Linked DNA regions of Mus musculus: region 2 is linked to region 1. A link is a loop called in an ENCODE intact Hi-C map of the cell type or tissue named here. Cell type or tissue: left cerebral cortex. All regions are shown on one strand. Links, peaks and the distances in the headings refer to the core of each region. The heading gives the core; the rest is flanking DNA.

Evidence for each region. Hi-C counts contacts between places; a loop is a spot of excess contacts. Peaks named below come from ENCODE experiments on the same cell type or tissue, not always from the same donor. Only the 100,000 strongest peaks of a DNase experiment are listed, where the experiment ranks them.
Region 2: it touches region 1 in a loop (2.6-fold over the local background); 1 of 42 quality-filtered maps calls a loop at or near these places.

Annotation. Positions count from the first base shown.
Region 1 is chr6:92,725,446-92,730,525 of GRCm38, reverse strand. No RefSeq gene overlaps it. Among named protein-coding and RNA genes, the nearest start is that of Prickle2, 22 kb to the right of the region's middle. In left cerebral cortex, for the core only: a CTCF peak has its summit at 2,198 (motif pointing right); DNase peaks (open chromatin) are centred at 1,905, 2,202, 2,758 and 3,066; H3K27ac peaks cover 1,871 bases.
Region 2 is chr6:92,600,769-92,605,848 of GRCm38, reverse strand. The region is part of intron 2 of Prickle2 (prickle planar cell polarity protein 2); the gene reads left to right. Among named protein-coding and RNA genes, the nearest start is that of Prickle2, 100 kb to the left of the region's middle. In left cerebral cortex, for the core only: a CTCF peak has its summit at 2,397; DNase peaks (open chromatin) are centred at 411 and 2,329; H3K27ac peaks cover 1,003 bases.

The DNA of each region.
Region 1 (5,080 bases), core at 462-4,461:
CTAGTTAAACTGAAGGAATATTGTTCTAAATCACACGGCGCTAGGTCTTAGCCTAAGTCTCAAGAGAAATCTCCTGGTTTCTTTTGTTTCTGTTGCTTGCTTGAATGTTAGCAATTGTCATGAGCAAACACCACACCTAGCTGGCTAGTTCAGTAGAAAGCAAAGACTGTGAGAAGAGAGCTACCACTCATAACCACAAGTGTACATCCAGAAGTAGTGGTGCTCTGGATACCTGGAGACATGTGAATGTGATAACAAATACTGTCCTATGACACTGAATTATGAGAAGATATGTTAAGTGTCATTATTAGATCACAGTTGATAAACACACATTCCATCTGCTAACAACTATGGTCAAAAGAGACTTTCCTGTGGATAGTTCAGTTTCAGTTGGGCAGATATGAACCAGATGCTAGTACCCGGATAGTAAATAAAGGAAAGGAGCCTGTAGAAAACCATAGGGCTGAATGTGAAGAAGAAATCATGGTGTTGGCAGTGAAAGAAATATAAAGGATGCTGAGCAGACAAAATGACTTATTCTCCTTCACCATCCCCAGAATGGATTGTAGAATATTAAATCCATAGTAAGCCTATACTAAGCCAGGACTCAGATGTTTCTCATCTCCATGTAGCTAGAGAGGGTATAAATAAGAGCTAGGAGCTAATCACCACAAGACCATGTATTGACTCCAGTAATCAAAATCAGGAAGTCTGTGCCTTGACTGCTCTCCCTTGCAAGGTAGATTTGGCTCGCTAATGGCCTCCACTTGGCAATGCAACATCTTTCCTCGAAGTACAGCTCAACCCAGAGGAGAAAAGTATCGGCTAGCTGCTGAGTCCATGGTTGGCTCTCAATTAGCCCAATTCTTTCTTTGCCAGCCCCAAGATTTGCATGGACACAGGACTCTCTAGTCTCCAGTACACTGATATCCCTCCATGATTGTCCTTTAAGGAGAACAGACCTGAATTGGGGGCATGACAGGTGATAAACATGTCTCTGTGCCCGTGCTTCATGTGGTCATTAAGCCCCTTCTGAATATAGTGCTGAACTAAGTGATCCAAAGCTGCAGGTGCTGTGCTTGCTTTCTTCCTCCAAATCCCACTTTCCTATCCCCGTTCTCTGTCCTTGCTTGATTTAGTAGTTGGTGTCTTTACTCAGTTCTAAGATAACGGTGGGCATTATTATTATTTTATTTGTGAGTGGGGTGGGGTGGGTGGGGTGCACTTCTGGAGACTGGGGGTTGACTTCTGGTATCCTCCTCCATCATTATCTTAGTTTTTGAGGCAGGGTCTCTCACTGAAGCTGGAGCTCATCAATCCAGTTAGCCTGGCGGGCCAGCAAGCCCCGGGACCCTCTTATCTCAGTCTCCCTGGTGCTGGGATTATAAGCATGCGCTGTCACATCTGGCTTTCTACATGGGTGTTGGGGATCTCAACTCAAGTCCTCACGCTTGTGCCGGAAGCGGTTTACCCACTGAGACATCTCAGCCTCATTATGGGGCATTTTTGGTGGATGCTGTGTTGCAAGAAGGTTACTTGATGCCTCATGGGACAGTATCATGTCAATGCTTCAGTGCATGTTGTATTTCCTCTAGGGCATTCGCCACATAGAAACATCTCCAGTTATAAAGAGCCTTTGCTTTCTTTATTCTCTGGAAGAACCCAACCTTTCTGCCACACTCTCCCCTCCCCCACGCTCTCTTTAAATGCCAAATCTCCCTGTGGAGATGGGAGAAAATGTTGGGAGAAAGCCCGGTGGGGAAAATAAACAGTGGTCAGTGTGTTCACTCTGATTACAGCCTTAAGTGCCAGACAATAGCTGCAGTGAGCCCAAGCAAGCAGAGTTCAATACAGCTTTCTTCCCTCCTCAATGCAACTCTGATTCAGCCATGGCTACGCAGGAGAAATGGCGATCTAACTGGGGCAGCACAACCTGGGAATCGTGTGCTGTTCTCTAGGGCCGGCTCCTCAACGGTCTGGAAAGCAACTGAGACCAAGCTTGAAGTGTTTCATGGACATGAACCACTTCCACAGCAGCAGAGCCCCCTTACAAGCGTCTACCTTTTGTTAGCAATCGTACGAGTATGATTTCTAAAGCTAACCATCCAGCTGCTGTCTCTCAGGCCCAAATCTACCCGTGTTTTGGGAGGTGGTGCTTGAATAATCATCTCTTCTCTCGGGCTGGTGCCATATTAGATTTCACCACTAGGCGGCATCAGAGGGCGAGTGCAAAGCTCTGAGCTGGGGGAGGGGAGGGAGGCCTTCGCCTTCTAAATCTTACCAACTTCATCTTGCTGGGGAGCATTTGTTTTGTATCTAACGTTCTCAACACTACTTGCACTAGCCTCTTCCTCGTTGTTTTTTTTTTTTTTTTCCCCCTGCCCCACAATTTACAAGATTTCTCTTACTTTTAAAAGATGCTCTTCTGTTTTTTTTTTTTTTTTTTTTTTTTTTTTTTTTTTTTTGGGTTTGGTTTGGTTTGGTTTAAACACACACACACACACAATTCCAGTTCTCTGTATCCGTTTTTCACTCAAAACATAGAAGAGAAGCTCGAACAGCTGCTTCGTGGGGAGAAAGGTCCCTCATGCTTAAAGATCCAATTTCCTCCTGGGTGGTGGATAAAGCTAAGGAGATAAAAAATGACCTTTCACCTCCAGGAAACAGAAATGTAAGATTAATCTGCAGCTTTGAAACTAATGAGTTGGCTCATCGCAGCAGAGCAGCCCGTGAATAACATACCATGTGTGGAGCCAGCAACCTGGCAACTTTTGTTCATCATATGGGGCTTGGGAGGGAGGAGAGCTGAGAAAGGAATTCATTTTTAAAAATAATCCTCAGAGGATGCTATCTGCTAGGTCTCCACGAAGCTGGTATTACAGGAGGAAGAGATTGGGGGTGGGGTGGGGGTGGGGGAGATCATGAGCCTCTAATGAGCTTGGCTTTTCCCTGCAGAATAACAGAAGGATTCAGACAGGCAGGGAGACTGTGAGGTGGTTAAGGCCATGATCTTGGAGTTGGACTCCTTGGTATCTAAGGCTGATCTGTGGATTCCTCCATGTGTAATCGTGGGTGTGTTTCTTAACTTGTGCCTTGGGAGGTTTGGATTAGATAGTGCACGGAAAATACTATATTCTAGCCAAGAATCTGGTTAGTTTTGCATTTTTACTAGTGATTGAAGGAGGCAGGGGCAATTTGAGGGTGATTTATCCAGGGAGTAGGAAGTCTAAGGTTTCTTCTCTGACAAGAGGAAATGCCTAACAACAGAAGACAAAAGTAAATCACAGAAAACTGGTTTCAGAATCACCCAAGAAGGAATGAACAGTCTCTCAGGACACCAGGAGGGCTGAGCAACCACAGGGGGGGCTGTCTAAACAGACACCCTGAATACCTTCTCAGCAGGTGTGCAAGCAAGCGGAGACTCTCCACTCCAGGAAAGGATAAGTGCAGCTCCCTTACCCTGCTAAAGTTCTGTCTCTCCTTCTGGCAAACAGGGTTTCTAGGACTATTGCCTCTCTTGGGGTCTGGGCTGCTTCATTTGTGAATTAAGCTGATGGAGCTATTGATCCCCCTCTTACGATCATGTTTCCTTTGTCTATTACTTCCTCCAGCAAATGAGTGCCCATGAGGTGGTAAGCAGCATGCTAGGGACTGGGACACTAATGGGAATGGAAAGATATATAGACATTGATCTGGCAAAAATGCAAGCATTTAGTGAAGGAGACAGAAAAATAAACAGATAATTACAACGCAAATTTGCAGGCATGCCGACAGACAGCCATTGGTTGTTCTGGGGGCACAGAGAAGGGGCACCTAACGAGATAGAGGTAACATTGGAAAGGAGTCAAAGACCGTTGCTGAACTCACTGCACAGTAGAAGCATCTGCAGCAGAAGAGGCTGTGAACAAAGACTCAAATATAAGACAAAACAGAGAACACAGGACATTATAGGAAAGATAGCTCCACAGGGTCACAAAGTGGGAGTCAAGAGTGACCTGGGATGGACCTGGAGAGGCAGAAGAGGCCTCGGAACGTGAACTCGAAATCAGCACATCACCATCACTGTCACCAGCGGCTGAGCTTAAGCAGTGGAGTGGCAGGTACAGGTTTCCAGTTCAGAATGACCTCTCTGGAGAGAGGTCACTGTGGAAGATGAACTAGGAAGAGGCCAAGCCAGGCCACCAGCTGTCAGACTACTGAAGTCAGGAAGCCATCTAAGCCAGAAGGAAAGATGCCAGGAACAAAGCTTTGTACAGAATTGCAGTAACAATCTAGTGACCGGATGCTCCTGGAAGCCCAGAGCAGCAGGACTCACTTTTGTATGTACAGGGTCAGTATAATTATGGCCACTCTATAAAAGCTGAATTTGGAAGCTCATTATAAAAAAAAAAACAAAAACAAAAAAACAAAAAACAAAAAACAAAAACTCTGCCTCCTATCTGAGCTAGATTTGACCTAAATGCTGTTTCCTTGAAGATTAGCTTTCATGATATCAGAGGGGGCCGGGTAAGCTTCCAAAGTGAGGGAAGCAACCAGTACTCATAGCCAGCTATACCTACAAACTAAAACACATGCTGACTAGTGCCAGCATGGCATGCTATCCTAAGGATGCTAAAGTGACACACATACCTTTGTGGTAGCCAACAGCTCTCCAATTCAATGTAAGGCCTACTCAACAGGAGGGAAATCAGACCTGGTATTGGAAACCCAGCCAAATCCCCAAGGCTCATGAAGTCATGGACCTTGACGAACCTACTATTATCACTTTCTTGAACCAGCGTAATTCCTAACTACATTCTAAATAGTTATACTCACAGATAAGTACAGGTCTTAATTACACATCAAATAAACATCTCCTTGAAATAAGCATAGACCAATCCAAATACAGAAAGAAGTGACTACGTGGTACCTAGGCCTAACTGATACATCTACATAATTCTTGCACCTAAGAGGTTATAGTGGAAGAGGGGGCAGAAGGAGTGTAAATGCCTGAGGAACAGTAAGTTTGCTGTGAGAGGTTATCTCCTAGAAATGTCAGAGAAGTTCTACCCATGAAGTCTCACCAACAAGGCTGCCTAAA
Region 2 (5,080 bases), core at 374-4,373, 120 kb after region 1:
ATACTGCTGGTGTTGAACAACATGTCGCTCCTCACATGTCCACTTCATCTCCCTTCCAGGAGTTCCTTCCTTTACTAGTGGTCCTCGGTCCTGGCTGTCATCCACATTATCTGGGAAACTTCTCTGAATGCAAATTTGCAGTGACCTGGCTAGGCAGGCCCTGCTGTGTCCAGACTTCTGTGGAGGTATATCCAGGGTGTCTGTTTAGTTTATTAATCTATATAAGCAGTTGTGCTCTGGTAAGCCAAGCATGGGAACAGCTATTCTAGGTAGCATGAACTCTGGCCATGTAAAGTGGCCATTGTAAGAGAGGGCTGTGCACTACGACTGGGAGAGCTGACTGCCTCAACTCAAGTGACCTGCCCATTTTCAGAAACAGGCAGCATGTTCCCTGTGTGCTCTGGGTTTTCCTGTCCATAGGGAGCCAACTGTTTGTGGGTGGTCCCAGCCTCACAGGAGGGCTCCCTTCTGCCACAGCCCTGGGAACAGGCTGAGATGCATTTGGTTCTTAGGAAGAGAGTGGGGTGGGGGTGGTTAGCCCAGAAGCAGAGGAATTAGGAAGTCATTTGGAACACCAAGTGGGAGGAAGAATTACACCCCCACTCCACCCCACCCTACCCCGAGCACAAGTAGGCCTCATTATAAAGCCTTCACTAATATTTTCATTTAACTCACAAGAGCCATGAAACTTTAGCATGATAAAAATTTTATGGCCTTTTATTTCCTAGTTTATGGACAGTGTCTCTGGTGTTCAAATGAATGAACTCCTCCAGATCTTGTGCTGTTTACACATTGTCAGCTGTCGTTTAGATCTTTGTAAGTCTAAAACACAAACCAACTGTAACCATGAAGGGATGGCTGCAGGTCTGAAGTGGCCACAGAACAAAGCAACGCATTTGTAGATACTTGAGGAGAAATCTATATACAACTGAAATTAGAGCAAGGTGCTCAGTGCATCATCTGTTTATGTGTGTACTAGTCTGCCTGGGTCTTTTGCCTGAGGGAGGTGGTGAGTGTCGGAGCTATTAACCTTATGTTTTTCTTTTAACTAGAAGTTTGGGAAGAACTTGCAACATTTAAAGTTTAGAAAGTGCACAGGGAACAGATGTATTCATGTTAAACTCGGTATTTGAAAGCTTTCTTTCCCCCTTCTCAATGCAAGCACAGCTCTCACCTTAAAGGGACTAAGAGAGAGTTTATTCTGGAGCCAAGTATGAGTGGCCACGCCCCTGAAACAGAGATTCAGATGACCCCAAATACCATGTTCACTATGGAAGTGTTTATATGAGACTTTATTAATTATAGAACACAGAAATTCAGAAATCAAGGCATTCACCAGTTACATTCGTGGAGACTATATGCCACTATATAGTTGACATTCTTAGGTTTGGAATTAATCCAGTTTAGGGCTAGAAAGATGGCTCAGTGATTAAGAGCACTTGCTGCTCTTCCAGAGGACCTGGGTTCAGTTCCTAGCACCCAAATGGCAGCTCATAACCTTCTGTAGCTTTAGTTCCAGGGAATCCAATGCATTCTTTTTGGTCTCCATGGGCACTAGGCACCAATGTGGTGCACATACATGCAGGCAAAACACACACACACACACATATGTGTGTGTGTGTGTGTGTGTGTGTGTGTGTGTGTGTGTATTACACATACATATATACATATATATATATACATACACACACACTTTAAAAATGCATTTTAAAGGGTTTAATAGTCACAAGGATGTTAAGGTGAGCAATGAGTGGCTTTCAACAGGGCTAAAGAGAGTTCAAGGCAATTTTGTTTCTGGTCTCTAACATTTGAACTCTCTATAGTCATGCAGGTCAGTCATTCATTTGAAACACCTAATACAGGTGTGCATTTTTCCCCCTGAGAACTTCGCTTCACACTCCAGAGCTATATGGGTTCTACATGTAGCTTTCTGCCTGGCTTTCCCTAGTGAATTGTGATGTCCTCAGACTCTCCAGGGTACATGAAAATGTTATTTTTAGCACTTGCTAAAGCATTTGACTCCTGGGTTAACTCAGGCAGGAGGGATATAATAAGTAAGATGTAAATTACCCATAGCATCTCAGCTAATTGAATTTTTAATTGGACAAAGCCCCTCTCACCGTCAAACTTCCCTGAATGCTTTGCCGTATGAACCCATCCGGTAAGTTTGGATTCTGATGCAATCTTGTGTTCTGTTAGTATGTGAATTTAAGAAGGAACGGCAGATGGAGGCAAGCTAGTTAAATGGAGACTCTAATTAGTTGTGGAGAAGGGGAACAATTCAGAGATGCCGCTGTCCCACACCCACAGCCAGTTCCTTCTCTGCCATCTTCCTTTGACTAAATTATTTTTTAAAGACCAAGACACAAAATAGTCCGCCTTGTGAGTATTCCCATCTACCGAGAGAGGGCTCTCAAAACAGGGACTACTCCACAGAGAATTTCAAAAACATGAAGGGAACCTGGTGTGTGAGCTGGTGGCTCTGTTGTACACGAACTTCCTGGAGGGACTTCCCTGCCTTGCTGCCCTTCACCACACTCATTCCTCCAAAACAAAGCAAAAGCCATGTCTGTAGCAGCAGACAGATGAGAGGTAGAACTGGGCCAAAAAAGAGCCCGAAACTTCGTCTTGAGTCATCATAACTACCCTCAAAGTGGGAAGATTATGGGGGTTGTCCTCAACACCCACCCATGTAGTTTTTTTCAACACCTTTGAGACAGAATTCACATACTTTAAAAGTCATTGCTGGGAAATGGACAGTTCTATGATTTTTAGCAGGATCATTCAACCATTGTGACTCTTGGGGGGGGGCCCTTTATTTTTTATTTATCTATTTTTTTGGTCTGTAGAAAAGTGAAATGAGATTCTTCATCCACATCATCACCTCTGTTGCTTTCCAGCCCATCTTCCCGAGCTCCTGGTCTATCTGCTGCCTTCGCAGTCTTGACTGTTGTACAGATTTTATACACAGTAAGTCATCAACGGTCAGCTTCGACTAGCTTCTTTCAGAGTTTAGCATACTTTTCAGGGTTCATTCATATGTGTGCTAGTTGGCCTTTGTAAGTTTGAGATGAACTAGGGCTCCCTAGGAAGAGTAGCCTCAACTGTGGAATTGCCTTCGTCAGCTTTGCCTGTAGGCATGGCTATGAGGGTATGTTCTTGTCTAGTGATTGATATGTTTGCTTTCTTAGATAACAGAAGACCAACTGCCCCGAGGTGGGCATCCACCTGACCATACACGCACACGCATGTGCACACACACAATCAGAAGGCATTCTTACAAGGTTTCTTGATGTTCAGTATTGTATATACCAGGCTAGCAGGCTCATAAGCTTCTGGAGTTTGTCCTGTCTCTGTCTCCTATCCTGCCACAGGAACATTAGAATTGCTACTGTATCTGGATTTATGTGGCCTCTGAATCTTACCCTGGTAAGTGCTTTGCCCCTAAGCTATCTCCCCAGTCTAGCTATACATTTTTTCTTTTTGCTTTTCTTTTACATGCTGTGTTCTGACCACACTTTCCTCCCTCCACTCCTTCCAGCTACAGCCACCCCTCCCCTTCCCCTCCACCTCCTCCTTCCCTTACTCCTCCCACCCCCTATTCCTTCTCCAACCTTCTCCCAAATCCACTCAACAAAACAAACAAACAAACAAAAACAGGCCTCCCAGGAATATGAGCCAAACATGGCTTAACAAGTTAGAATAAGACTAGGCACAAACCCTCACTCACATCAAGGCTGGATGAGGCAACTCAGTAGGAGGGAAGGGCCCCAAGAGCAGGCAAAAAGAGTCAGAGATGCCCTCCACTGCCACTGTTAGGAATCCCACGAGAACACCCAGCAGCACAACCATAACGATGCAGATAGGATGCTACCTCTCTGCTGACAGCTGGGCTAGGCACCGATCTATGAGTAGTACAGAGTGTCATTAGGAATCATGCTTTTTTTTTTTTTTTTTTTTTTTTTTTTTGGTTTTTCAAGACAGGGTTTCTCTGTATAGCCTTGGTTGTCCTGGAACTCACTTTGTAGACCAGGCTGGCCTCGAACTCAGAAATCTGCCTACTTTCTGCCTCCCAAGTGCTGGGATTAAAGGGGTGCGCCACCACACCTGGCCCCCATTAGGAATCATTTTATTGACTTTTTTCCCCACTCATGTTTGGTTCTATCCTGGGTCTCTGGGATATATTCAGCCAAATATTTATTTGTTTTATGTTCATGAGTGTCTTGCATACATATGTGAATGTGCTCCACATGAGTGCCTGGTGCCCACAGAGATCAGAAGAGAATGTCAGATCCCTGAAACTGGAGTTACAGGTGATTGTGAGCCACCATGTGGGTGCTGTGAACAGAACCCAGGAGCTCTGCTGGAATAATAAGTGCCCTTAACCACTGAGCCAATACCTTTGTAATTGCACCCTCTCAAGAGAAAATATTTGAATATAGACTGCCAATCAGTGCATAGTTACTTATCAATAGATTATGCAAATATTGTATAATTATCTAAATCAAGTAGCCCTTGTTTTGCACAGCAGGGTGAGACTATGAACATAACCACAAAAACCAGAAGTTTGCAAAGCAATCTTAATAAGCAGTGAGAAAATTTTCAGCTGTAATGTGACCTTTAAAATATTACACAAGCCATTAAAAAATTATCTTATTGTTGGCTATGCTTGCATAGAGAAATAAGAGAAATGGAAAAGTTAATATTTGTTTAGTGCACTTCAAATTAAAATAAGAAACATAGAAAATTAAAATTGTATTTTCTTACAGATTTTTATCAAGATTCATTTGAGCTAATCTTCTTTCTTCTTTTATATGACTACAGTACTGAGTAAGCATGGTTTCTAGAATTTGGCCATTTTTCATACCCGACTCGAGTTAGGGAAGCACCTTCTAATACATTACCCTTGTGGCTTTAGTACCTTGAAATACCGCCGAGGATTGTTTGATGGGGGGCTTTATGAAAAGTCACTTCTGCTGGGACAAATTCATCCTTTCTGTCAAAACCAATTTTATCTTCTATCTGGACAAGGTAGCCTGTATTAAATTCCTCTGACAGTATAACTAGGTTTTCTTGACTC